Regions from separate parts of the Homo sapiens genome. Here regions 1, 2, 3, 5, 6 and 7 are each linked to region 4. Evidence: chromatin loops called from intact Hi-C (ENCODE). Cell type or tissue: PC-9. All regions are shown on one strand. Region 1 has its middle 51 kb from the start of GGTLC1. Region 2 overlaps WAKMAR1 (wound and keratinocyte migration associated lncRNA 1). Region 3 has its middle 36 kb from the start of LINC01721. Region 4 holds the start of LINC02967 (long intergenic non-protein coding RNA 2967). Region 5 overlaps SYNDIG1 (synapse differentiation inducing 1). Region 6 has its middle 130 kb from the start of LINC02967. Region 7 has its middle 10 kb from the start of CST5.

Region 1 (4,000 bases), 980 kb before region 4:
TGGGCCAAGCAACACCCCGGAAGAACATCATATACTAAGCAGGCCCAAAAAACAGCAACATAAAGCCTGATTACACACAACTCCATCCCACATTCCCATTCAACAGCAAACTCCAGATTCCCAACAGTATTACAAAAGATTATCAGTTTATCAAATTTGGTTTCCCATGATTATATGAACACACACATACGAACAATCACCGAAACACAATTCAATTGTTGCAGTAACAAACAAGCCTCAAGAATGTTTAAACAGAAACAGCCAGACGGTTTTCCTCTTTACGTTGGTTGCGCTTATCCAACCTGCAAATGGAAATTCCCTTAGAATTTCCCAAATTGAGGGATCAGATCCCACTCTCTGGGCCCAAAAAGACACTCACCCATCTGGACACAGATGTCAGATTTCAAAGGCTGTTCTTCCTAGGCAGTCAGAAACCCGATTGGGGCGAGGAGCGGTGGGGCCATATGGAGACTGAAACCCACCTCCAGCCAAAAGTAGATGGGCAGCAGCTTAGGGAATCTTCCAAAAGTCTCCTTCCCCACATAGCCGAGCCATGAGCAACACTTTCCTGGTGAGGAAACCAAAATCTGGTACCAAAATGCAGGGGGTTCCATCTAAGTTCCGTTACTCCTTGCACAGAAAGTCAAACATGGAGACAACCAGCATTGCCAGGGAGAGGGCTTTCATTGGGTGCCACAGCAGAGGAGATGGGAGGCCAGTCTCAAATCATTGTTCTTACCCACTAAAATAAGGGGTTTATATAGTAGAGAAGAAATGTAACTACTTGCAGGAAAACAGGAATTGGGGAGGGTCAAGGAAGAGGAATTGGTGAGCAGAAGTCATGATGGTTGAGGAATCTGGCATCTCATTGTCTGGAATGGTGATCTGGTGAGTTTCCGTTCCTTGATGCTGAAGGTGCGTTTCTTAAGGAACTCAGATAAGACAAATGTAAGTTTCTCAAGTTTTAAGAGGCAGAGGGCCAATTTCTATGTTCATTCAAAAGAAACCATAAATACAAGTTTTATGGGACAATTGGGCTAGTTTCATATCCAGCCTAGGGGTCAGGTTTCACTAGAGTGCAGGGCAGGGCATCCTTCATTTTCACAATGCCTCATTTTGGGTGGCACCAAAATGACTTTCTATTATGGAATAGTGATCGTAGAACTTTTCCTTTGCCAATCATATTTGGAAAATCAAAATATTTGCAATTATTAGTCTCAAATACCACGGACTACAGGAACCTACAGTCTGCAACTTGTGGCATGGAAGGTGTCTGAGAAGAACCCTTGGGCTGTGCCAGAGTTGGCAGGGAAGGGTGAGCCACTGGGCCCTGAGAGATGGAGGGTGTCAGGGGAACTAAGGAGGGAAGAGGCTTGCAGAGTGGGCAACCCCCTCCCACATAATAAAGGAGAGAATGATATGCTGAAATATCAAATGCAAAGATAAAGACAAGAAGAAAATCCTCCAAGGTGGCAGATAAACCACAAAGCTAAAGGGCAATTCCTGCTCCCACAGCCACCTGCCCTGTAAATTCTGCTCAGTTCATGAGTTTGCAGAGAACCTCTGCAAGGTGGAGCGTGCATCCTCCACTTCACCATAGTTACCACCAGAGGGAAGCATTCACCCACGGATGACCAGCCTCTCGGGCACCAGCTACTCCAACCTCATGCTAGAGAGCAGGCTCTGAAGGTAGTCCTGGGGTTGACATAGGGTCTGCCTTGGAGGAACAAGCTTTGCAAACTAAATACTTCCCTAGTGCTGTTCTGGGTTCTGCAGAGTTCCCTCTGCTTGGCTCTATCCTTGCTACTCTAGGCTGCCTGGGCATGCAGGGTTTTATTGATTAGAGCAATTGACAGTGGATGGTACAACCTCCTATTTCTGCAGCTCTCCCCACTGCCCCTGCTAGACCTTCACAAGGCAGGTGACAATGAAAGTGTGGATACCCCTATTGATGGTGACAGTGGCCCATCTAGAGCAGCTACTGTGAGGATGCCAGCTGCAGCAGGAGAGGTGTGGCTGGGGCTGCATGCTCCCCAGAGCTGGTGGGGGCCAGGAACAGGTGGGAGCCCCATGCTCCCAGGCATAGCTGTGGTCACCCAGCTGCAGCTCCAGACCTGGGCATCCCTGTGCTCTCAGGGCCCAGAAAGTCCCCAGCCCTGACAGGTTCAGAAGTGCCTGCTCCTGCTACCTGGCCTGTCCCTGCTCCTGGCACCTGCTCTGCAGCAGAGCAAAGTTGTAGCTGAGCCTGGGAGCGGTCATGACCCAGCTGGGTGTTTGTGCACTTGGGGCAGTGCTGTCAGTGCTGGAGTGGCCAGCCCTCTGCCACTTCAGCCCCCTCTGGACTGTGGGAGCTGACTAGCATGGGAGGGCTGCTGGTGGGGGCTGAGTGCAGCTCAGCATGGGCTTGCAGGCACTGTTCAATATGAACAGCCTGGGCACCATGGACGGCATGTTGATGGTGGGAGGCAGACAGGTTCCTGGACAGAAAGGGGTGGATACCTGGTGAATTCCCACCTTCAAGCCAGGGACAGCCTGAAGCCTTGGAACCAGGGTGTCAGTTCTGGGTGGAAGCCGTGGTCCAGAGTGAAAACTTATGGTACTTTTTTTGCACCTGCCCATGGACCAATCAGCACACACTTCCTTCATTCGGAGCCTATAAAAACCCCAGACTCAGCCAGACTCAGCCAGACATCAGGACTACCAGCTGTGGGAAGGAGCTACCCACTTCAGGTCTCCTCAACTCCTTGGGACAACCTGTTTGTGGAAAGGAGCTATACACCATGGTTCTCCTTTCCACTGAGAGCTGGACACTCCTGGGGCTGACCTGCTTGCAGAAAGGAACTACCCATCTTGGGTCTCCTGAGAGCTGTTCTGTCACTCAATGAAGCGCCTCTCCACCTTGCTCACCCTCCACTTGTACGCATACCCCATTCCTCCTGGACGTGGGACAGGAACTCAGGACCTGCCAAATGGCGAGACTGCAAGAGCTGTAAGGGCTGAAACACCCCCCAACTCACCACACTGTGGTGATGAGGAGAGAAAAGCTGTGGCCATTCTGGGAGCCAGGGCTGTGATATGCTTTAACACCCTGTTTGGGGCTCTGTGGTTCCTGGCATCTCCAAGCTTTCAGGTGCCACCACATTCCCCTTGTCCAGATGCTGGTGCCTGCAGTGGAAGCCACTTGCAGTACGTCTGGTCCAGCCAAAGCCCCACACAGAGCCAGTGCCTATGCCAGCAACTGGAGCTGCCTGCCCCACTGCAGTCAACATGTCTGGCTCTGCACAGTGGCCTGACCCAATGCTCATTTGCTTACACACCCCTGACCACTCTGCACCTGGCTCACCCTTGGCAGGTGTGGAATCTGGGCCACAGTGTGAGCTGAGCACAGCCTGACAGACCAAGTGGGTGGAATGAGCCCAGTGGGTGCAAGCAAAACCTGAGTAGAGGTGTCACGAGGCACAGAAGTTTCCAGTTGGCAAAGTGACACTGTAAATATCCTGTGACACTATAGCCAAGCCTGGTTTCTGTCCTCTCTTCCACTCTTTCTCCTCTCACCCCTTTTTTGGCATTCTTTCTCTTCCTTCCCTCCCTCTTTTCTGAAGCTACCCATCTCCTTCTTGTTCATGGTAATATCTAGGGGTCAGAGGCATGAATTCCAGGGGAAAAAATCTGCTTTTATTCCTCTGATTAACAAAATACATGATCCCATAAACAAAATTAACAACGAAATCATGATCATATCATAGAGGCAGAAAAAGCATTTGATAAAAGTTCAGCATCACTCATGACAAAAAAACTGTTAACAAACTAGACATAGAAAGAACATCCCTCAACATAATAAAGGCCATAAATGACAAACTCATAGTCAACATCATATTTAATGGGGGAAAGTTGAATTCATTCACTCTACCAACTGGAACAAGTCAAGAAAGGCATCCTAATGGGAAAAGAGGAAGTGAAATTACCCTTGTTCACTGATGATATGTTCTTATATCTAGAA
Region 2 (4,000 bases), 820 kb before region 4:
TTGACCTCCCAAAGTGCTGGGATTACAGGGGTGAGCCACCACGCCCGGCCTCCTTCTGCATTTTGACTTTAACTCTGTGCCCCCAGTTTTGCCTGACTCCTGGAATCTTTTAATGAAAAAAAGTGAACGCAGAATAATAGATGTTAAAATTCACATGCCAGTAGCTTCCCTGACCTAGTTTTATGTTGGTCTTCCATTCTATCATTTGTGCAGGCATCTCCTTTAGATGTATCATAGTTTTCTCGGGCATCCCAGCCCATTCCCAAAGGATTCGAAGGCAGGCTAGCATGCAAATTTGGACTTTTTGGGTAGTTGATGGTGGGGGTGGGTGTGGAGGAGAATAACTAAAACAACAAATACAAGGCTAATGGATCCGAAGGTCTGGGGAATATGACTGAACAGTTTTGTGTTTATTCCTTGTACATTGTGGTACAGAAGGTAGACATAGCCCTGGGAAATTCACAGAAGGAGGTAGAAATTTTATGGAGAAAGAAGAAGGAAAATGGACACTGCATACACAGGAACCAGCAGACTGTTCCTCTGAATTCCTTGTTGGCAGCTCATGCTATGATTTCAGTAAACACCCTCCTCCCACGGGGATGCATGTGTGAAAGCTGAAGATACCAGGATGAATCACTTTTGCCAGACCCAGACAAAATAGGGCCAGGAAGTCCAGAAGGAGAGGAGGCTCATGCTTACCTGTTCGAGATAAGACAAGGACTTTCAAAAGACCCTTTCTCATCCTTCGTGTATCATCTGCTTTGATAAGATTTATTACTAGATATTTTTAATTTTTTTTTTACTCTCAAGTGACATTGACAGCATTAGACATCCTTTAGGATTGCAGTGATTTAGAAAAGATGTTCTCAGAAGAACACTTTCCCAGTAACAGCATTTCTACCAACGAAATGACAGCAACTCTGCTTTGAACTTCTGGAACCAGTGAACTCTGTTTCCAAGCAGCTTACGTAGGTCTCTTTTTGCTAATGAAAGCCCTCCTTACTCTTCCCTCACTGGATGTGCTGGTGCCTTGCCATTCCATGCACTCCAGATCATAATCCTTATTTCTATTTCTGAGCAAACCCCACATAATTAGAGAAAATTTTCTCTAGTGCCATTTTTCTTAGGTTAACAAATGGATGGATGGATAGGTGGAGAGATCAATAGCTTCGCCATGTATATAAGTTGTCATACCTGACACTGGCTTTCTCGTATCATTACATTAGTTGAGCCCTTATCTGTGGTTTCACTTTCCATGGTTTTGGTTAGCTGTGGTCAACTGTGGTCTGAAAACACTGTATTAAAAAATTCAGAAATCATTCTTAAGTTTTAAATCATGCACTGTTTTGAGTAGTGTGATAAAATTAGGCATAATCATCCCTTTGTCTATAATATTCACACTGTAGATTCTATCTACTTGTTAGTCACTTAGTAGATGTCTTGGTTAGCAGATCGACTGTTGCAGTATCATAGTGCTCATGTTAAAATAACCCTTATTTTACATAATAATGGCTCAAAAGTGCAAGAGCACTGTGCCTAAATTACACATTAAATAACATTGTACATAAGGTTCAATACTATCCAGTTTCAGGTATCCACTGAGGGACTTCGAATACATCTCCCAAGAATAATAGGGGACTACTGTAAATTCCTTTGAGGTTCATCCAAATGTTGCCTCTATTAACTCTCTACTCACTGTATTGCTGAATAGTTTTCCGTAGTATGGTTTACCGACTTTTTAAATTCATGCATTTGTTAATTAAGGCAGCATTTAAGCAAAGTTCTGTACAGTTGCTACTCTGCTTGTTATGAGCTAAAACTATGAAAGTGATAATTACTTTCATAAAAACTTTCCGAAAGCTAGAAATTGTGAAAGTGATCAGTCAGAATTGTGAGTGATGGTTTATTAATAGTTGACACTTTTTTCCTGACAGGTAACTGGAGACTGGCACAGAGGAGGCACCCAGTGGCACCTGTTAAATAAATGAGTTGTCTGTGAGTTTCAGAGCTTTGCATTACATGTCTGCCAGGCTTAGGGCCTCTTCCAGCATTTGAGGATGAGTCAATAAGGGCAGCTGGGTGTGCAGTCACAGTGACTGACAGGAGTAGTCTCTGCTTAATTTCCACATGCTAGGGGCACGAAAAGGCCTAATCGGTCTATCAGATAAAGCAGGAAACCCAGGCCAGAACCAAATACCCAAGAAGCAGGAAGGGGGAAGGGTTGATTGTGTGAAATTGGGGGACACAGGTCACGATTTGATTTGGAAAGTGGATTGGCAAGTGTTAACAGGGTTGCCATGGATGGCTGTGCTTGTTATGCACCGCACAACTCCAAAGGATGCCGTTATGGAGCCCCCTAGTGTGCAGTACATGCACTGTACAGTGACATAAACTGCTTTGAGTAAGAAGGAGGCCTGGAGTCAAATGACCATCAAAATGGACTTGATATGACTGCAAAGTTCTTATCATTCAAAAGGAAGACAAGGCCCAGAAAGCAGGTAGGGGAAGTTGTTCAACACCAAGTAGGGCAAATTTAGGCAAGATCAGCCTTCTATGGCTCCAGCCATATTGGCCAAGAATAATCAGTGCCATTGGGTGCCTCCTCTGTGCCAGTCTCCAGTTACCTGTCAGGAAAAAAGTGTCAACTATTAATAAACAATCACTCACACAATTCTGACTGATCGCTTTCACAATCCAGTTTCAGGTATCCACTGAGGGACTTTGAATACATCTCCCAAGAAGAAGAGGAGACTACTGTAATTTCTTTGAGGTTCACCAAATGTTGCCTGTATTAACTCTCTACTCATTGTATTGCTGAATAGTTTTCCATAGTATGGCTTACTGACTTTTTTAAATCATGCATTTGTTAATTAAGGCAGCATATCCTATAAGACTATGATATCCCATTGCGTGTCTTTCTCTTGGGTGCCTCAGCTCAGAGACTTGGAGTTTAGGGGTCTCCTGAACCAGATCCAGGTTAAGAAGTGAGACTTAATTCTAAGTCAAATCTGGGAGCCTGGGCCAAGTGGGAAAGACTAAGGCTCATACATTTAAATCCTGCTTGGGCCAACAAATGGGGCTGGCTTACAGGGAGCTGAGAAAGGCAGAAAACGGTTATACAGGGGAAGTTGAAAGAAAAGCAGCTCTGCTGGTCCAGTCTCTCGGGGTCATGTAAAGGACCTGGAGAATATGGCATTATCACATTACTAAATATCTTTGTATTATTAAAACATCATTTATCACAAAAAAAATTTCAAAGGTAAAGCAGGGTTAGGGACTAAAGTCCCAAGACAACAAAGATGCTATCTCCTGCAGGAATTTCAATGATCAGGTGCTTTATAGCTGTAAGTGTGTTTTGTTTATTGTAAAACAAAATTCTGAAACTAATTTATCAATGCTAAAACAAATAAACAAACTCAAAAGCTTCCTTCTTTGTCCTTAAATTCGTGTGCTCAGTAGCTCTTTGGAGTGTTCTGTCATCTTTGTTGGTGGTGGTGAGATGTGCTGCAAGTGAACTTGGAAGGTTAAAAACAAAAATGACAATAAAATCTCAAAGGCAAACAAAAGAACGCAGGTCTCCTTTTTTCCTACTTTCAGCTTTAGTTCCTGGTTCTAATCAAGTTAGAGCCAATCCCAGTCAAGTCTTAGCAAATCCTCTTATCTAATTCATGAATCTCATTATACCTAATTCATGTTGTAACAACTCCTGCACTGGGAAAAAAAATGTCTGAATTAACAAAAATAGAAGGACCATCTGTGACTGTGTGAGCCCACCATCAGCGCCACAGTCCCGTGTGACTGGTTTTTGTAGGACGTGTCTTTATCTGTGTGTGCAGAAATCATAAGCCATATTATACCAACAAAAGAAAGCAAACCACTGATGTGACTGTCGTTAGGTGAAAATGTTGCTCAATGCAAGGCTACCCTTGGACTCCTACTGGGGCACACATCTCAGACTAAGGGTATTTTGGCGGTAGCCATGCCAGGCCAGCAGAGGGCA
Region 3 (4,000 bases), 750 kb before region 4:
TTTTACTGGGCTTCACTTTCTTGAGCTTCACTGACATTGCCTTTTTTGTTTGTTTTTTACAAATTGAAGGCTTGTGGCAGCGCCACATCAACCAAGTACAAGTATATCCAAGTATATCCACACCATTTACCAGCAGCAGGTGCTCACTTCATATCTCTCTATCATATTTTGGTAATTATCATAATACTTCAAACTGTTTCATCATTCTTATACCTATTACTGTAATCTGTGATCATTAATATTTGACGTTACTTTTATCATTGTTGTTGGGAACCACAAACCACACCCATGTGAGACGGCAAACTCACATCGTTAATGTTGGGAGTGTTCTTACTGCTTCACTGACTGGCCTTTTCCCCGTCTCTCTCCCTCTCCTCGGGGCTACGAATTCCCTGAGACCCAGTGACGTTAAAATCAGGCCAATGAACCACCCAACAATGGTCTCTAAGTGTTCAAGTAAAAAGAAGAGTTGTACATCTCTCATTTTAAATCAAAAACTAGAAATGGTTATACTTAGTAAGGAAGGCAGGTTGAAAGCTGGGATCGGCCAAAAGCTAGGCCTCTTGCAAGAAATTAGCCACACTGTAAATGCAAAGGAAAATTCTAGGAGGAAACTGAAAGTGCTACTCCAGGGAACACAAAAATGATAAGAAAGAAAAACAGTCAAATTGCTGATATGGACAAAGTTTTAGTAGCCTGGATAGAAAATCAAACCAGCCACAACATTCCCCTAAGCCAGAGCTTAATCCTGAGCAAGACCCTAATTCTCTTCAATTTTATGAAGGCTGAGAGAGGTAAGGAAGCTACAGAAGAAAAGTTGGAAGCTAGCAGAAGTAAGTTCATGAGGTTTAAGGAAGAAGTCACCTACAAAACATACAAGATGAAGCAGTAAGTACTGATATAGAAGCTGCAGAAGTTATACAGAAGATCTAGCTAAGATAAATGACGAAGGTGGCTGCACTAAACAATAGATTTTCATTGCAGATGAAACAGCCTTCTCTGGCAAGAAAATATCATCTAGGGCTTTCATAGCTAGAGAGGAGAAGTCAATGCCTAGCTTCAAAGCTTCAAAGAACAGGCTGACTCTCTTGTTAGGGGCTAATGCTGCTGGTGACTTTAAGTTGAAGCCAATGCTCATTTACCATTCGGAAAAATCCTAAGGCCTTTAAGAACGATGCTAACTCTACTCCACCAATGCTTTATAAATGAAACAGCAAAGCCTGGATGACAGCACATCTGTTTACAGAATCACCTACTAAAAATTTGAAGTATACTTTTGAGACCTCCTGCTCAGAAAAAAATAAAATTCCTTTCAAACTGTTACTGCCCATTGATCAGAGACCCTGGTCACCCAAAAGCTTTGATGGAGATGGAGATTAATGCTGTTTCCTTGCCTGCTAACACAACCTATTTTACAGTCAAAAACTGACTTCAACTTTCAAGTCTTATTATTTAAGAAATACATTTTGTAAGGCTACAGCTGCCATAGGTAGTGATTCTTTAGATGCATCTGGGCAAAGTAAGTTAAAAACCTTCTGGAAATGATTCATCGTTTTAGATGCTATTCAGAACATTCATGACTCAGGGGAGGAGATGGAAATAACAATATTCACGGGAGATTGGAAGAAGTTGGTTTCAAACTTCATGGATGACTTTGAGGGATTCAAGATTTCAGTGGAGCAAGTCACTGCAGAAGTGCTGGGAATAATAAGACAACTAGAATTAGAAATGGACTCTGAAAATGCACTCAATTGTTACAATCTCATGATAAAACTTGAATAGATGAGGAGTTTCATTTTAGGAATGAACAAATAATAGTTTCTTGAAATGCAAACTATTCCTGGTGAAGATGCTGTGAACATTGTTGAAATGACAACAAAGGATTCAGGACATTCCATAAACTCAGCTGATAAAGCAGTGGCAGGGTTTGAGAGGATTAACTTCAATTTTGTAAGAAGTTCTACTGTAGGTAGATGCTATTGAAATGTTATCAAACAGCATCACATGCTACAGAGAAATCTTTTCTGAAAGGAGTCAACTGATGTGGCAAACTTCACTGTCGTCTTTTAAGAAATCGTCACAGCCATCCCAACCTTCAGCACCCACCACCCTGATGAGTCAGCAGCCATCAACACTGAGGCAAGACCCTCCACCAGCAAAGATTATGACTTGCTCAAGGCCCAGATAATTGTTAGCAATTTTTTAGCAATAAAGTATTTTTAAATTAAGATATATACATTGTTTTTTTAGAAAAATGTGATTGCACACCACGTAGACTACAATGTAATGTAAACATATCTTTTATATGCACTGAGAAACAAAAATAAATCCTGTGGGATTCTCTTTATTGTGGTGGCCTGGAACCCACTCAGCAGTACTGCTGAGGTGCGCCTGCCCGCGGCTGGGGCTCTGGTGCCCCCTGCTGCTGGAATTCATCAGGGTCGTTTCCTTGTTGAATGAAGGGTTAGGATTTCAATATTAGATTCCAGGACACTGAAGGCTTCAGGAAAAGCAAAATAAATGCACTCCTGATAAGTTGCTCCCCACTGAGGGTTGGCTGGGATTATGATTGTCTTACTTTTTTGTGTTTTTCAGCATTTCACAAATAAAGACAAGACAGGATAAAGATAGAAAGTAATTTCCAATATTGCATTTGTATATGTGCTAGTTTTTCTCCCATGTTGAAAGGACTTTGCACAAAGTTGCCCTCCGAGACCAGCTCATGCTTCTAGAACCAACCCTGCCTGGACACCCAGCGAGCACTGCCTGGTTTGGATTTGAGCGCTCACAATTTCCTCTGCCCCAGTTGGGAGATTATAGGCTGTGCAGTTCATAGGAAAGTTTTGATTTCTGATACTTTAATTTTCCTTGAGTTTCAGGAAAACAAATGTGATATGAATGAGTGTTAACATATACCCTTATCGGCACAGTCAGAGAGGTGAAACTCTTGCACGAAGCTTGCCCCATGTGTCAATATTCCATGACTTCAGCTGAATAACTGTGTCTAAAAAACACACAATCAGCCACCATGTCAGCAGAAAACAAAATGCTAATTTTTAGGCTTCCTCACCTCATCTCCTGCTTGCTAGAGATGGAGGAATTAGGGGTGGGGCAGGAAAACAAAGGAGCAACATGTTATAAACTTGGCCTTTTTTCTCTAAGCACAGTCTAGGCCCAAAGCAGACCCAGGGCACAGTTCCTTCCAGGAAGCGTCATCGATGAGAAACTGGACTGTTACTTTCCACCCTGTGACTTTTCACAGGGTGGAGAAGTGAGGACGTTTCAGAATAAGGGAGCTTATTTTGCCTGGAAAAGAAAAGCTTGAGAGGAGATCATTTTTCATTTTGACATTTCCCGGGGATATAGTACTGGCCTGGTATTGTTTCATTTCAGAGCTTGTCTAGAATGGAAAACAAACAAAAGAAATGAACCAAAAAAAAAAAAAATGAAAAGAAGGAAACCAAATAAACTCAGGCCCCAGAGAGAAGATCTGAACCAGGCCTGCAGCATGGTCAGTCTCTGGCCTCCCACACTCACTTCCGTGAGGCTGCCTGCAGGTCCAGCCAATTGGCTTGGGTGCCAAGAACACCCAAAAGAATACTCCAAGGCAGTGTTCTCAAGTTGATCCATCAGGGTAAACAAAGTAATAAAACATGCTTTTATTTTTATCTCAACCTTTTAAATATTTTATTGTAATGCATATTTCACAAGGTATTGAGTACAAGGTATGCAGGGTACAGGAGTTTGTGGCCATCATTTATAAAGCACTAAGTAGACACATGGAGTGTGTTTCATCATAGCAGGATGTGATCAAACAGATTTGAGTCCTTGGTTTGGATGATCACCTATGACAAAGATTCTCTGCTTGACCAAACTTTAGTCAGTTTTCTGAACCTTCTCCTAGGGCTTCTGAACCTTCTCCTACACTTCCTTGTGACATCTGTTTTAGCAATCCCTGCTTTGTCAATTTAGCGAGAACTCCCCGCCCCTGATATCTGAT
Region 4 (4,000 bases):
GCCCGAACCCACAGGCTGGCCATGGTGGTCAGGCTGGCCCCCCAGGGCTCCAAGCTGTGAGCTCCCCAACTCCACAAGACAGAAGCCCACATAAAGAGCCAGCCACTTCAACCTTCTATAAAGTTCTCCAGGCTACCGAAAGGTAGGCTGACAGATTTCACAGATAAAGACACAGGATGCTCAGTTAAATTTGAATTTCAGATCATGAATGATTTTTAGTATAAGCGCATCCTATGCAATATATAGGACATATTTATGCTAAATATTTTTGTGTTGTTTATCTGAAATTCAAACTTAGTCTTTCTACTGGCCACTGTAGGTAGCAGGGAAGCCACACAAGACCTGAAAGTCATCCCTGGGTGAACACCACAGTGCTGGGCACAGCAAGGCAGGTTCATCTGCCTCCAAGGACCAACCCCACCTTTGCCTGCTCAGAACTGACCATGCATAACCCCTGTCATCAGCTCTAACCTTCAATCCTGTCTTCCATCACCTGGGAAAGGCTCTCAGTTCTTCCAGTAAATATCATTTCCAGGCTCTCCAACCCTCCCCCGTTCCTGATGATCTGGCCACTGGCAACTTGCACCCCTGATACTGACCCAGCCACAGAGCTGCTTCTCATCTGTGTCAGTTACAGTCCCTCCATGCTGAAAGCAAAACCGGAAAACTCAACTGGAATCATCTTAAACAGTAAGGGGATTTATGGGAACTCCTACCTGGAAAATCTAGTGGTAAGTGAGTTTCAGGGTGGGCTCGATCTAGGGGTTTGTCATGACTGAGTCTCTACAATTCTCCCCCTTCCAGCTTCTCCTGAGCCTGGCTGCCCCTGTGTACCAAAAAGGCTGTCAGCAGCTTAGGGGCTACACACAGCTTCATACATATCCATGGGAGGGAAAGTGGGACAGAGAGAGGGGTAGATACTTTTCTCCCACAATGATAGAACATAAGTCTTTCACAAGACGCTGACTGAGCCACCTTCCATCCCTGCCCACCTCTAAAGCAACTGAACCAAAGTGGGCCAAGAAGAATCGCTGCATGAGCTGGAATGGGCCGGCCCCTCCTGCACCGGGCACTGCAGGACCACAGTCTCCACTGCCCCAGCTGTGCCCAGCATTGCGGGAAGCAGGCGGCCCCTGCGCAGGTTCATGAAGCTCACTTACTGCTAGATTCTCCAGGTAGGAGTTTCAGAAATCCCTTTACTGTTTAAAACCATTCCAGTTGGGTTCTCCAGTTTTGGTTGGCTTTGTTTTTCAGCATGGAGGAGCTGCAGCTGACACAGGTGAGCAGCAGCTCTGTGGCTGGGTCAGTATCAGGGGTGAGAGTTGCCAGTGGCCAGCAAGTGGGGAATGGTGAGGGCTAGAGAGGCTGGAAATGGCATTTCTCCGAAGAACCGAGAGCCCTCCTGGGAGGCTTAGACTTTAATTCTCTCTGGACACACTTGAGCAGATGACGTTCCAAAGGTGCCACACCAGTACGTCCCTCCCATCTGCTTTCTGGTGATAGGACCTGACACTGTCCCACCAAGAGGTGGGGTCTGCTTGGTTTCCCATCTCTTGAATCTGAGCGGGTCTGCAATTCTGGCAAAAGTGATACTAGGTGACTTTCGAGGCTAAGTCATAAAAAAGGATGACTTCCACTTGCTGCTCCAGGGAACTCTCATGCTCAGAGCCCGGCCACCAGGCTGTGAGGAAGCCCAGGTGGCCACCAGGCAGGCCACGTGGAGGCGTTCCCACCCCAGCCCACCGAGATCCAGCCAGCAGCCAGCGCCACTCCAGATATGTGAAGGAAGAGCCTTCCATGATGCCAGGCCCCACCCTCGGATCCCCCAGCTAGCATCCCAGACCTGGTGGCCACAGGCCCCCACCACGTGGTCCCGATCCCTGGCCTCAGAAGGTCTGAGAATGATGGAAGGGATGGTGGCTCCAGGACTAAGCTTTGCAGTGACCCGTGCAGCTAAGTTAAGTGGAACCCTCCAACCCCCAAACGCCGAGATTCTCCACGCCAGAGGCCCGGTGGGTGGGTGAGGGGCCTGCCAAGCCTGGGAGATTTATTTGCAGGATTTTCCCCACGGACTCATAACTGAAATCGCAGAAGGCCTTGCGGTTTAGAGGCCCTGTCTCATGCCCCAAATTGCATTTTCCCGGAAAGGGCTCAGGGCGACTGAGGTCCCCACCGCCGCTGCGGAGCAGGCTAGGGACTGGGGCAGGTCCCGGCACAGGGGAGGGGGGCGGGGGCGCTGCCAAGGTCTCACAGCTGAAGAGGGAAGCCAGCCGGGGCCTACGGAAAGCTGGAAAATGCGCTCAGGCCGGGCCGTGCTCATGGCTGGGATCACAGCGCCACCCTGTGGCCGACGCTCTCCTTCGGCTCGCAACAGTCTGGAGAAATTGAATTGCATTCTTCATGGAGAAACACAGACCGAAAAAGATCTTCCAGCCCAGCAGCAAGAAAACCACCACTGACTTTTAGAAGTCGAGTGCAAACAGAACAGAAAGGTAGTGAACGCCACCTCCCCCTGACTCCTCTCTTTCTCTGGAAATCTGCCCCAGGAGGTTTTGTGTTTCTTTCATACATTGTTTTTGCACAGAAAAAGTCTCTCTCATGCACACATGAGACTCCTGAGACCACCTCACTCCTGCCCTGCACACTTTGTGCACACTCCTGGATCAGCGATGCCCTTCTGTCTCCTGGCACACGCAGGCCACAGCCAGAGGCCACCCCCACCCCACTGGCAAGTTGGCGTCTGCAGGCAGAGTTCACGGGTCACTCAATCCCAGGCCTGGGCCCAGCAGGGGCCTGAGTGGTCCTTGCCCACAAGGCGGACAGCCTTGAGGACCCAGGAGCCAGGACCATGCTGCCGGGGCCTGATCCCCAGCCTTGCGTAACTTCTGGCAACTTCTTGCTCTCTGCATGCCCGTTTCCTTGTCTGTAAAATGATAGGATTCAATGAAGACACAGCTGGTTCAAGAGATCTGTTGTACAACGTGGTGACTCTAGTTAGTGACAGTGTACACCTGCTTGAACATTGCTACATAGGATCTTAAGTGTTCTTATGGAATGAGACCACCACTTCTCCTGTTGTCCTTCCCAGCTTCCCCACCTCCCCTTTTCCCTAGTTTATAAGACAGTAGAAAAGGGAGAAAGCAAAAAGTTGGAAAGAAACAGAAGTAAGATAAATAGCTAGACGACCTTGGCGCCGCCACCTGGCCCTGGTGGTTAAAACAATAATAATAATATTAACCCCTGACCAAAACTACTGGTGTTATCTGTAAATTCCAGACATTGTATGAGAAAGCACTGCAAAACTTTTTGTTCTGTTAGCTGATGTATGTAGCCCCTAGTCACGTTCCTCACACTTACTTGATCTATCATGACCCTTTCACGTGGACCCCTTAGAGTTGTAAGCCCTTAAAAGGGCTAGGAATTTCTTTTTCGGGGAGCTCAGCTCTTAAGACTTGAGTCTGCCGATGCTACCAGCCGAATAAAAACCTCTTCCTTCTCTTCCTTCTTTAATCCGGGTCTGAGGAGTTTTGTCTGCGGCTCATCCTGCTACATTTCTTGGTTCCCTGACCGGGAAGCGAGGTGATTACTGGATGGTCGAGTCAGCCCCTTAGGCAGCTTAGGCCTGCCCTGTGGAGCATCCCTGCGGGGGACTCCGGCCAGCTCGAGCGACGTGGATCCTGAGAGCGTTCCCGGGTAGGCACTTGCCCCTGTGGAACGCCTCATCAGAGCAGTGTATGGCAGGCCCCCATGGAGGATCAACGCAGTGGCTGAACACCAGGAAGGAACTGGCACTTTAAGTCTGGACATCTGAAACTTGGTAAGACTGGTCTTTGGAACTTGCCCCACTCCATTTGAGTGGAAGCGTGGCCTGATCACCCATGGTGTGCCTGTACTGGCATTTTGGTTTTTGTTTTTGACTTGACTTGAATTGCTTGATACTTTGGTTTTGGTTTTGACCTGGCTTGGATTTCTGGATGCTCTGATTTTGGTTTTGATTCTG
Region 5 (4,000 bases), 440 kb before region 4:
CCATCTCAGAGTAAATGTACCGCTGTGGCCCATAGTTTGAACAGATGTCACATTATCAGCAAAATTCTTTGAATGAGTGGGTAAAGGTGACAAGGACTGAAGTATGTGGGGTGTTAATTTGACAACACCAGCAGAACACTAGGGGTAAATGACTAGCAAAACAGCCTCTTGTATCAGTGGAAAGTTGCATAAGGTCATTTTGGGGCAGTGCACTGATAGAAGTTTTTGGAGCCTTAGCTCTTGACCCGGCATCACTACACTAGGGGCATGGTGTCAAAATCTCTACAAAGCAGTATTCAAAACATTAGAGATAGGCTGACCAGGTCTCTAACCACGTCACCAGAATTAGAATAATGAAGTTGTCGGCAGGAGGTTTGAACAAATGTGGTTTCTCAGCATTCTCTGTGCAAGATGCCCATTTTGAATGATTCCTGAGAGATCCTAAACTTGTGTTCAAAGAGCAGATGAAGTAACCCGGGCACCAGCTATGATTCAGTGCCCTCATGGTTGCTTTGCTTATGTCCAGGCAGCATATTGGATTGCACGGGGAGTGGGGGAGGGACGCACTGGGGAGACAGGCGTGCAGAGTGTCTCCTGTCTCCAGGCTACTCCCTCTTTCCCCCTGGGCCTTTCCCGAGTGCCATGAGCAGACATAGGCTCCAGAATCTGGAAGGTCCCATTTGTTTTCTCAGAATGCCATGTGAATACAAATTTACCCAGAGAAACATTGAGACAATGAAGTGTCCTCAATCCAGTGTCTTTTTCATTTAACAAGCTGTGACAACATTAACGCTTGGTTTTCAAAATCCTGGAAAGAATATGGTTGAAAAGAAATGGTCTCAGAAAAGTGACGTGGTTTGTCTAAGATCATTCAACTAGCAAGCAGCAGAACCCAGAGTCTGGAGCCTACAACCTGCCATCAGCAAGAGTGAGGACTGGGACAGTGTGTTTGCACTCACTTGGGGTGGATGGATACATGCACAGGAATGTACCCAGGGTGTGTACATAGCCATGTGGGCTAAAGATTTACAGGAATGGATAGGAAAGGCATGTGAGCAATAGCTTATGAAATTTATCCTTAGCATAACTAAATTAGATTCATATTATGTTATAAAACTTACATGATGCATTCTCTAAGATGGAAACATTTTTAAAACAGATTACCAACAGACCACCACCCTCCATTTATAATATGTGATGATTCAAGATGCAAGCATGGTTGGATGACAAACTGTAAATCATCTTAAACTATTGTTTGATAAATGACCTGTTAAACTACCAAAAACAAAGGAAAATAGAAACTCTAAAGAACAACAACAGATAAGCTTCAGGATCAAAAATAACTGCTAGAACCAAAAATAACAGAACCAGGAAACATTAAACACAGGTAGAAAATAATAAAAATAAAAGCTGTTTCCAAAGGCACAACCCAGGGGATAACCTTGCCTGTTTAGTCGCATAAAAAGAATTTAGGAGTTCAGTTAGCATTATTTCAGAGAGATGGGCCTTGCAATCCGTGTTCAGTGTGAAAAACTTTTTGCTTGGTTTTTAGTTGTTAACTGAATTTTTGTCAATAACATTCATTTTTAAATACTGGGGTGGCATTTAGAGAATGAGTCTGAAGGAGAGAGTACTTGCGTGGATTTCAAACTGCGTCTTTCAAGAACGGCTCACTTAGGTTAAATTTCTATTTTGAACAATTCTTAGGTCTCCAACAAGTTCAGTTGTAATCTATCACTTGGCCTCACTGGGCAGGCGCCCGCTTTCACACGTTACCTCCATCTGTTTCTTCCTTACCTTTCCTCTATTTCAGAAAACTTCAGTGCCCAAAACAAAACCAGAAAGCAAACACATTTCAGATAATTAGAACCACAAAAGTTTTATTCCATTGCCTCAACTTTAAACTACAGATCTTTCTGAAAGGGAGATACAGTAATCTTACCTCAAATACACTTGGAACCACCCCCCATGCCCCCACTTAGAAAAGCAAATAAATGAAATGTTACAGAAACTCACTCTTCTGTCATGAGTACAATAGGCAGTTTTTAACTTCCTCCTATGATCTTGGTCCTCACATGTTGGTGGTACAGACCCTCAGCTAGCATGGGTCTGAGATGCAGGAGTTTATTCCTGAAGATGCTAATGGGATTAAGTCCTGGGACAGTTTCCCAGTGGAAACCCAGTAGCCATGCTGGGGAGTGGCCTGAGGCATTAGCTTTAGGGTAGCCCCCAGGGAAGCCCAACTCATCCTACAAAAGATTGGTACCAATTCCATTGTTAATTATTTGCAGTTTCTAAAAGTGCATTTAAGAAAGCCTATGTGTTTCTGTAGCCAACCTTCATGTCTGACATCTCAGCCTCAGCCCATCACCCATGTGTCTCCCTTATAAGAAACCTTGTCCTTATGGGTCGAGTGCCCCATGGGATAATGGCACAGGACCAGTAGGGCAGTTGAAAGAGTTGAAATGTGATAGGTAGTGTGCGTGGTTTCTGACATGCTGTCTAAGCACAGGGGCTGGCCTGGGCTTGTAGTCATAGATGATTGACTGTCATGGATTGACTGTAAGAGGCACTCGTTTGCCTCAGATCTCCCATGGAAACCCTGTATTTGTGAGGACCTTGGAGAGGACCCTGCACAGGGCAGTCCCACCAATCCTAACCTAGTCTTGGAATGCTTTCAGACATCTCTTGCCTGTGTACGATTCTGGCTTTACTTTTCTCTCCCAATTCCTCACCGTTTCCATAGTGCCTTTGTGACAAGTGGCTCCACAACAGAGAACTGTGAGCTAATTAATGTGCATAGTATCTTTTTTTTTTTTTTTGAAATGACGTCTCACTCTATCACCCAGGCTGGAGTGCAGTGGCACAATCTCAGCTTACTGCAACCTCCGCCTCCCGGGTTCAAGCGATTCTTCCACCTCAACCTCCCAAGTAGCTGGGACTACAGGCGCACTCCACCATGCCCGGCTAATTTTTCTATTTTTAGTAGAGTCGTGGTTTCACCCTGTTGGCCAGGCTGGTCTTGAACTCCTGACCTTAAGTGATCTGCCCGTCTTAGCCTCCCAAAGAGCTGGAATTACATGCATGAGCCACTGTGCCCAGCCTAATGTGCATAGTATCTTAACAGTTTTTTTTCTTATATACTAAACCCAGAGATACAGCTCATTCATTTCAGTACTCTAATAATAGTTTAATACACTAAATTTCCTCACAAAGACAGGTTTTTGTTGAAAGCTAACTTTGAGTCAAGGGGAATAATCTGTTTTGTTATTTCTAAGTTTATTCTCTGCCCTTCATTATTATCCTGATCTTTAAAAGCTGTGGATATTGGCCGGGCGCGGTGGCTTACGCCTGTAATCCCAGCACTTTGGGAGGCTAAGGCGGGCAGATCCCTTGAGGTCAGGAGTTCAGGACCATCCTGGTTAACACGGTGAAACCCCATCTCTACCAAAAATAACAAAAAATTAGCCGGACGTGGTGGCGGGCACCTGTAGTCCCACCTACTCAGGAGGCTGAGGCAGGAGAATGGCGTGAACCTGGGAAGTGGAGCTTGCAGTGAGCCGAGATCCCGCCACTACACTCCAGCCTGGGTGACAGAGCAAGACTCCAACTAAAAAAAAAACAAACAAACAAACAAAAAAAACAAAAAAAAACTGTGGATATTAAGTATCACACACTTTGTTCACAATGGGATCATCAAGGCTCTGCTGGAAGCCTCTCCTAACTGCTCTGGACTTGGTAAGGACCCTGCAGCCTGCAGCACAGCTGTCCCACTAAAGTAGCCTGGAGCAAGGAGAGTCATTTGTCCAGCTGCATCTCTGTCCTTCTGCCATCTGCCATGGCCCTGCTCCTGTGGGTCCTCTTGTGTAACATTCATTGGTACACTTGCTAATCTGAATGTTCTGGGTGTAGGTGTATTAGCTGTAAATCGGAGCCCTAGATATATTTGAGGACATCACAGTCTATTTTAGAACCATAGACATGAAATGTATCTGTTGAC
Region 6 (4,000 bases), 130 kb before region 4:
GGGTCTCACCAGGCAGCAGCCCAGCAGTGGCCAGGGCTGCAGTCTCATCAGAGGCTGGACTGGGAAAGGATCCACTTCCAAGCTCCCTCGGGGTGTCAGCAGAATGCATTTCATTGCATCTGTAAGACTGAGGGGCCTGGCTTCATGCTATCAGCTGGAGGCCACTGTCAGGCCCTAGAGGCTGTCTGCAGTCCCCTGCCAGGCAGCCCCCTCTCTATAGGCCTTCTCACCTCGTGGCAGGTTGCTTCCCCAAATCCAGCAACTGAGAAGAGAGCAAGTCTGCTAGCAAGACAGTCTTAAATAAATAATGTAACATAATCACAGGAGTGACATGCCATCACTTTTGTGTATTCTAGTTAGAAGCAAGGCACAGGTCTCATCCGCTTTCAGGGGAGAGGACCACACACAGACGTGACCACCAGGAGGAGGTCCTGAGCCATCTTAACGTCTGTTCAGCACACACACCTACCTTGCCAGGCCCTCTGAAAGCCACCTGTGCCTCCTGCTCCAGTGCCCCACAAACCAGCTCTGCCTCTTCTGCTTTGCCTCTCCTCAGATCGGGGCAGTAGTGCCTTCTCTTTAAGGCTGTTGATGGAAATATGGGAATGCAATACTGGGCACAGAGTCAGTGCTCAATAAACAACAGCTATTAACACTAGGATTGGGTTGAACTCAAGTGGAAGACCACTCCCAGCTAATCTAACAAGAGAGCAGATGCTCAGGTGACACCCTGACTCTCTAGTTGTGCCTTAAGTCAGTGAAATAAGCACAGTGACTGGTTATGCTGGAGGTCTCAGGACAATGTTCCCCACCACACAGCCTGAAATGCCCAGCTGGGCACTACATGCTCTTCCTGGTGCCAACATCTGCTTGACCATTTCCTTATTTTAGAGTCTTTGTATTAGAATGGTGTGTTTGAGTTCTGGTTTCCTGACTAGCTTTGACACATCCGGTATTTTGTATCAGGAGCGGGTTTCTAATCCACACAGATGTGGCCTGGAGAATCATGTGATGGCAGCTTCTCTCACTTGTTACCCTCTGCAACAATTTTTTTTTTTTTTTGCTTCCCATTGACACAGCTTTAAGCTCAGCTGTTTTGGAGGTCTTAGCTCCCCAGGGAAGAATGTTCCACCAAGAAACCCAACAATAGTTTCACTGAATTGGATATTGAGACTGCCACCTAGTAATCTGTGCTCCTTGTACACTGACCCAACAGTTTCACATAAGAATAACATGGAAATTCCAATGTGGCTGAAGAGAGAGAAGGACAGATGTGGACACAGAGAAGGTCAAGACATGGGACAACCTCAAGGGAAAAGGAGATCTAAAGACTGAGGGGCTAGTCCTCAGACATGATGGTGCCAGTAGCAGGTGGGGTGTTACTGAGCAGACTCCTCCAGCCGTCCCAGTGCAGGCACAAGAAATGGCTCTGGCAGTGACTGCCGGGGAAGTGGGGAAGGCTGGGGCCTGAGAGTGGGCCCTCTGTTCGGCCACAGCCACTCCCTCACCTCAGGGCTATATCCCAGTGAAGTTGACATCTCACTCATGACCCTGACCTCATGTCATAGGGATGTGGGGCATGTCCTCCAGTACCTACTACCCCCCAGGCCACCCCCTCACACCACAGACAGCCTCAGCTTAGATCCACGGAGAGAATAGCACCAGCGTCCAACACAGCAAACAACTCTCAAATTGCTTCTCTCTGACTCTGTGACATCCTGTCTCATTTGGTCTAATGTGAAAATTCATCTGCACTTCCTGGATATTAACCATCTGCTGCTGGGAGGCACATGGAGTTGCAGGCAGGTTGGCCAGGGCTTGGGACCAGCGTTCCACACACATTCCTTCTCAATTCCTCATGAGAAGGAGAGGACGGGCACTGGAATCACCAGAATGCCTAAGCGCCCCTCCCACGTGGAGTCCTCATCAGGCTTCAAAAGCCAGACTTGAGGTACCCACTCACCCAAGGGCACAGGGATCAGTGGAGGGAATGGGCCCAGGCTCTGACACGTCTTTCTCCTTTTGAACCTGGCCTCCACCCTCTGTCAGCCAGAGGCAGCTGATTGCACAAAAGCACTTCTAGGAAATCCTCTTCCCTTCTCATTTTAAAGGCAGAGGCGCAGGCAGCTTCTGCAGTCACTCCTTGCTCTTCCTCACTCATGGAGGGTCCAGAAATTGATTGCAGGACAACTGGCTCTTTAGTTCCAGCCCAGAGGAGACAGTAACAACCCAAGATTGGCATCTGTGGAGCACCCATGCCCCGGGTGCTGTCTGGTGTTGTCCCCTCAGCAGCCCGGTGAGGGGAGCAGTTATCAGAGGTGACATGGCTGCCCACACTGCAGGGCTAGCAAGAGACAGGATCAGGACAGCGCACTCCCCTGCCCTCCAGGGAGAAGAACCACCGAAGCAGAGGAGGGAAAGTGAGCCACGGGGCCGATGGGGCCGCCCCAAGGACCAGATGCTGGTGGGCATCCGGCAGCCAGCACCTCCTCTCTCTGCCCAGGGGCTTTCTCTGAAACCTGGAACCTGCTCTGCCCGCAGACAAGGCAGCCACAAACATCCCTGGGAGTGGGCCTGACCCAGGGTAGACAGGAGTAGCGCTCCCTCATGCCTCCCCCAGGGCCTCCCCGTCCCCCGAGGCCCCAGCAGGATTCAATCCCAGTGACCACAGAGCTAGGTGGCTGACTCCCACCCTCACTCGCCATCACTGCCCCTTCCTCCCTCACTGCCCCCTTCTCCAGCTGCTTCCTGAGACCCCTTCCAGACCAATGCTTCATCCCAAAGCCTGTCTTGGGGTCTGCCCTGGGCAAATGCAGCCTGAGACACCCCCTTTCTGGTGGGCTGGCCAGACCATCTGCCTTCACTGTGGGCTCACAGCCCACTCACAGGACAGCCCTGGGCCCACCGTCCTCCCGCATCTCCATGAGAAGCAGGTCTCCTCCAGGCCCCTGACTGACCCCACAGAGCTGCTCAGAGAGCACTCGGGGCATGAGGGCCTGACAGCGGCATGCTCAGGACCCAGCGGCTGCTGTGTGCTCCATGACCTTTCCCGGGAGTCCCCTGCAGGAACCTCACCCTATATGGGTTGCCCCCGCCCAGCCTCTTCTCCCCACCTCTTCCTGTGCTTCCTGGGATCACCTTCCACATAAACTGCTGTGCCCAAAGTCTTGCACCAGGGCCTGCTTCTGGGGAACACGGTTGTGTTAGGGTGGAGGGTCCCCTGGCACTGGCTGTGAAGTCTCTGCGGTTCAAGCTGGAACTGAATATCAAAACCCCCAGAAGTGAGGTGCTGCTGCCGGCCGTGTAAGCCTGCTTATCCCTCTGCTTCCATGATCAAGTCAAGGCTGATACCCTCTCATGCCTCCACAGGAGCCCCAAAGCAGGGAGTGCTGCCCCAGGCCACCACCCAGTGCCCCTCTCAGGGACATCGCCGCCGGGCTGGTGGATGGAGGCCATGACCGCTCTTGATAAAGCCGTTGCATGGTGGGCAGTCTGTAGGAGCTGACTTACCCTGGGAGAGCAGCAGCCCCCACAGCAGTGGGCCCACGCCCCATGACATCCAGAGTCCTTCTTTGCACATATGACCACACATTCCTCCCCATACATTCGCCCCCACCTCCAGCCCTTCTTCCCCTCCCTGACACAAGCATCACCTTTAAGGTCTTTCCTGTGTCTCTTTCTCTCCAATGCAGGAGGACTCCCTCCCTCCATGTCTCCGTTTCACTGGTCAAGAGGAAACAGACACTATTTCTAGAGTTAAGCATGTGTGCACCAGGCTCCGGAATCCTGCTTCAATAGCCCTGGGTGATGGGTATTTGTGTTGCCTTATTTCAGAGTTGCAGTAACTGAGGCTTGAGAAGTTTCTGTACCTCACACCAGGGCACATGGCTGGACTTAAATGCAGGTCAGCCTGACCCCTGAACCCAGAGTGTTCAGTAGGACACCATGTCACGTGGTGTTAGTTACATGCAGAGCAGAGGCTACAGGAGCCCGGGCCCCA
Region 7 (4,000 bases), 1.0 Mb before region 4:
GTGTGCGTTCAGTCAAAAGAGAGGTATGGTGTGCCTGCTGTATGTCAAGAATTATTTTCTCATCAGCAAGAGTACACTTCTCTATTTGCAGATATGTGAAGAACAAAATGACAATGCATACCAGGTCCTTACTGAACTGCTCGGCACAGAGAAGCCCTGGAGAAAGGGTGACAGTGTTGCTGGTGGAAGCTCTGCTGGCTGGGTTCCAGGACACTGTCTCTGGGACACCCTGTGCTTCCTGCCACCCTCCCTAGGGTGATTTCTTATCCTTCCCTAGTTGCATTTTGATATTTGATCCCAAGCTTTTGTCATTTTTCAAAAGATCCAAAGGTCATCTTAACTCTTGCCATTGAAATGATAGTTATAACAAATAGTTGTAGAGTTAACACAACCTCACAGATGCTGCCGGTAAGATGTTCACATGACATTATCTCATTGCCACTGAGAAAGTCTCTGATACGTCCATAAAGGCATTTCATCCAATATGTATATTCAGAGTCTTCTATGGTCCAGGGATTGTTCATAGGCACTTTACAGATAATGGGACGAATACAGTATTGCCTCTACCCAGCTTGTAGCCAAATGATATCCTAACCTAGAAAGAGTGACCTGGAAAGACCACTCTGGGGATGTGACATGGGAGCTGCACTCTGCAGGAGGAGAAGCAGCCAGCTGCAGAAACCCAAGGGTGGGGATTTTCTGGCCAAAAAGCAGCATGAACTTACCCTGAGGAGAAAATGATCTTAACCTGTGGAAGCTCCTGAATTGATCATCAAGGACCAGCAGGCAGGAGAGATACAGAGACTGGGTCTGGGGATGAGCAGATGTCAGTTCCTGCCAGGCCATATGCATCATGCTGAATATACTTTATTCCAACTCTAATGAGAAGCCTTTGAAAGGTTTTACCGGGACTATGACATGACACCTTATATGTTATTAGAAGGCTGGCATGGCCTCAAGGAAGGAACAGGCTTCTAGTCGGTGAGAATGGGAGGGTGGAGAACAGTCAGGAGGACATTGCAGTCACCCAGGAAAGGGAGGACAGTGACCTGGGCCCGTGCAGTGGTCGGGAGGTGGAGCACAGGAGACTCAGGATGTCTGTGAGAGGCAGCGAGACAGGACTTGCTGAGGGCTGGGGTGAGGGCATAGTGGGGAGGAAAGAACAGAACTCCAGCCCTGGTCTGAGCACGTGCCATGAAAATTACTGAACTAGAGGAGACATGAGGATGAGCAGATGGTCACCTCTCAGGAAGGAACCGAGAGCTGTCCTCAGGAGATTCTTGGGACATCATACATGCCAGACTGTGGATCTAAAATGTCAACCCCTGTGCCCAGCCTAGAGGGGCCAGATTTCATTAGAGTGCAGGGGAGGGTCTTCTTCCTTTTGCTGATGGACTTCATTATGAATATGGCACCACAATGGCTTTTTATTATAAAATGTTTTAAGTACCTATTTGCCAGTCATATTTGGAAAAAGAAAACATTAGCCTTTTTTTTTTTTAAATGGAGTCTCACTCTATCACCAGGCTTCAGTGCAGTGGCACGATCTTGGCTCACTGCAACCTCCGCCTTCTGGGTTCAAGTGATTCTTCCTCAGCGTCCTGGGTTCAAGTGATTCTTCCTCAGCCTCCTGAGTAGCTGGGACTACAGGTGCGTGCCACTATGCCCAGCTAAGTCTGCCATTCATGGCATTGAATGTATCTGAGAATGATGCCTGAGCTGTGTCAGAGTTGGCAGGAATGGTGAGCTTTTGGGCCCTGAGAGATGGAGTGTGTCTGAGGGGAACTAAGTGGGAAGAGGCTTGCAGAGTTGGCAACCTCCTCACCCCATGATAAAGGAGGGGACGATATGCTGAAACATCACTTGTGAAGATGAACACATCACAAAGAGAATGCCCAGATGTGGCAGATAAACCACAAAGCTACAGGGCAATTCCTGTGCCTGCAGCCACCTGCCCTGTAACTCCTGCTCAGTTCATGAGGTTGCAGAGAACCTCTGGGTTCTGCATGCTCCACTTCACCACAGTGACCACCAGAGGGAAGCATTCACCCACGGATGACCAGCCCTTCGGGTGCCTCTACTCGAGCCTCACCCTGGGGAGCAGTCTCTGAAGGTAACCCTGGGGTTGTCATAGCATCTGCCTTGGAGAAAGGGGTTTTGCAAACTAAGCACTCCCTGAGTGCCGTACGGGTTCTGCAGAGGCCCGTCGGCTTGGTTCTGTCCTCGCTGCCCTGGGCTACCTGGGCATGTGGGGTTTTATTGAACAGAGCAATGGCCAGTAGATGGCACAGCCTCCTGTTCCTGCAGCTCTCCCCAGGGCCCCTGCTGGATCTTTCCAGAAAGGAGAGACAGGCCCAGAAGTGACTCTCTCAGAAGACAGGGACATTCTGAAGGCAGGTGACAATGAACGTGTGGACACCCTGTGGACAAGTCTGGTTTCTATCTTCTCTTCCACTCTGCCTCCTCACCCCTTTCCTGGTGCTGTCTCTCTTGCTCCCTGCCCCTTTCTCAAACTACCCATCTCCTTCTTTTTCATGGTCATCTTAGTCAGTTGGAGGCGTGAATACCATGGAAAAACCACGTTTGCTGCTGTGGTTAAGAAGAACACATGATCCATTAATGAAAAACAGTTTCCCATCCAAGGCAAGGTGTCTGAGGACAAGTTTCACCTGAGTCCAGATCTGATGAGCCTGCAAACAGAGGAAAACCCTTAATGATACCTGCTCTGGCCTCGTGCTTATATTCTGCATCAAAGAGCTTTATCTTTTCACATCAAATATCATATCACCACCATCACCACTATATCATCAATATCACCATAATCTTCACAACTATTGCCACTTCCATAACCACCATCACTATCACCAGCATCACCTCCACCATCCCCACAATCATCACTACCACCATCACCATTATCTTTACCACTATCACCATTGATACCACCCCCATGATCACCATCATCATCACCAGCATCATCACCATCACCATCACCACCATGATCACCATCACCATAACCTCAACATCATGGTCATCACCATCATCACCACCCTCACCATAATCATCACTACCATCACCATCACTATTATCATCACCGTCACCATTACTGCCACCACCAAGACCATCACCATCAAAACCAGTACCACCATAATCCCCACCATCACTACCATCTTTACCACCATCACCATTATCACCATCATCATCACTATCATCACCACCATCATCATCATTATCAATACGACCGTCTCTGCCGTCATCACCATCACCACCACCACTATTACTACCATCACTATCACCAACTTCACCACTATTACCATCACCACTATTATCATTACAAGAGCTACCATCATCACCACCATTATAACCACCACCACCACCACCATCATCACTATTATCACAATCACATCACCATTATCAATACCAACATTACTGCTGTCATCAACATCACCATCACCACTACCACCATCACCATCAGTATACTCACCATCATTATACTCATCATGAGCACCGCTATCATCATCAACACCATCACCATCATTACCATTACCAGCATTACCACCATACCATCATCATCACCTTCAAAACCATCATCACCATCACCATTTTCATCTCCAGCATACCATTCTCATCTCCATCATCATCTTCAGCATCACTGCCAGGTGTCTGTCAGTAGCTGTTCTGCATTGGACATTGTGCCACACCCTTTATAAACCTCATGTGATTACATAGTCATGCTAATTCTATATTTTATAGAAAAAAGGTGGTAATTGGCTTTGAAACATGATAGAAGGGTGTGAGAATCTGCTTTCTCTTCTCAGAACTATCTACAATCAATGAAAGAGAAGACTCACTTTATTTCTCAGCTCCCACATTGCTGGATCTTCCCTACAGAGGTCTGATGTGGACATCCACTGTGAAGTCTTCACTGCTTTGCTGGTCTCCACCCTCAGATTTTGTTTCTCTGGTTCTAAAATGTTTAGAAACCCATATCCCCTGCCACATG

Evidence for each region. Peaks named below come from ENCODE experiments on the same cell type or tissue, not always from the same donor. Only the 100,000 strongest peaks of a DNase experiment are listed, where the experiment ranks them.
Region 1: it touches region 4 in a loop (12-fold over the local background); 38 of 110 quality-filtered maps call a loop at or near these places.
Region 2: a loop joins it to region 4, with 12 times the contacts of the local background. A loop is called at or near these places in 12 of 110 quality-filtered maps.
Region 3: it touches region 4 in a loop (8-fold over the local background); 67 of 110 quality-filtered maps call a loop at or near these places.
Region 5: it touches region 4 in a loop (4-fold over the local background); 4 of 110 quality-filtered maps call a loop at or near these places.
Region 6: it touches region 4 in a loop (4-fold over the local background); 15 of 110 quality-filtered maps call a loop at or near these places.
Region 7: it touches region 4 in a loop (14-fold over the local background); 16 of 110 quality-filtered maps call a loop at or near these places.

Annotation. Positions count from the first base shown.
Region 1 is chr20:23,935,895-23,939,894 of GRCh38, forward strand. No RefSeq gene overlaps it. Among named protein-coding and RNA genes, the nearest start is that of GGTLC1, 51 kb to the right of the region's middle. RefSeq lists an enhancer at 2,176-2,676. In PC-9, a CTCF peak has its summit at 1,610 (motif pointing right); a DNase peak (open chromatin) is centred at 1,637.
Region 2 is chr20:24,098,496-24,102,495 of GRCh38, forward strand. The region is part of intron 1 of WAKMAR1 (wound and keratinocyte migration associated lncRNA 1); the gene reads right to left. Among named protein-coding and RNA genes, the nearest start is that of WAKMAR1, 11 kb to the right of the region's middle. In PC-9, CTCF peaks have their summits at 2,384 (motif pointing left), 2,592 and 3,967 (motif pointing right); DNase peaks (open chromatin) are centred at 606, 2,246 and 3,996; H3K4me3 peaks cover 49 bases; H3K27ac peaks cover 2,491 bases.
Region 3 is chr20:24,162,144-24,166,143 of GRCh38, forward strand. No RefSeq gene overlaps it. Among named protein-coding and RNA genes, the nearest start is that of LINC01721, 36 kb to the right of the region's middle. RefSeq lists an enhancer at 2,290-2,584. In PC-9, a CTCF peak has its summit at 2,417 (motif pointing left); a DNase peak (open chromatin) is centred at 3,908; H3K27ac peaks cover 1,587 bases.
Region 4 is chr20:24,916,178-24,920,177 of GRCh38, forward strand. It overlaps LINC02967 (long intergenic non-protein coding RNA 2967), which reads left to right and starts at 2,387. Exons shown (of 3, transcript XR_001754563.2): 1 at 2,387-3,817. RefSeq lists enhancers at 1,988-2,057, 2,324-2,957 and a silencer at 2,208-2,267. In PC-9, CTCF peaks have their summits at 2,350 (motif pointing left) and 2,551; a DNase peak (open chromatin) is centred at 2,344.
Region 5 is chr20:24,473,057-24,477,056 of GRCh38, forward strand. All of the region lies in intron 1 of SYNDIG1 (synapse differentiation inducing 1), which reads left to right. Among named protein-coding and RNA genes, the nearest start is that of SYNDIG1, 5.4 kb to the left of the region's middle. In PC-9, no CTCF peak of the experiment used is centred here; no DNase peak of the experiment used is centred here.
Region 6 is chr20:24,783,855-24,787,854 of GRCh38, forward strand. No RefSeq gene overlaps it. Among named protein-coding and RNA genes, the nearest start is that of LINC02967, 130 kb to the right of the region's middle. RefSeq lists an enhancer at 321-390. In PC-9, no CTCF peak of the experiment used is centred here; a DNase peak (open chromatin) is centred at 1,887.
Region 7 is chr20:23,887,852-23,891,851 of GRCh38, forward strand. No RefSeq gene overlaps it. Among named protein-coding and RNA genes, the nearest start is that of CST5, 10 kb to the left of the region's middle. RefSeq lists an enhancer at 1,704-2,204. In PC-9, CTCF peaks have their summits at 2,072 (motif pointing right) and 2,272 (motif pointing right); a DNase peak (open chromatin) is centred at 2,040.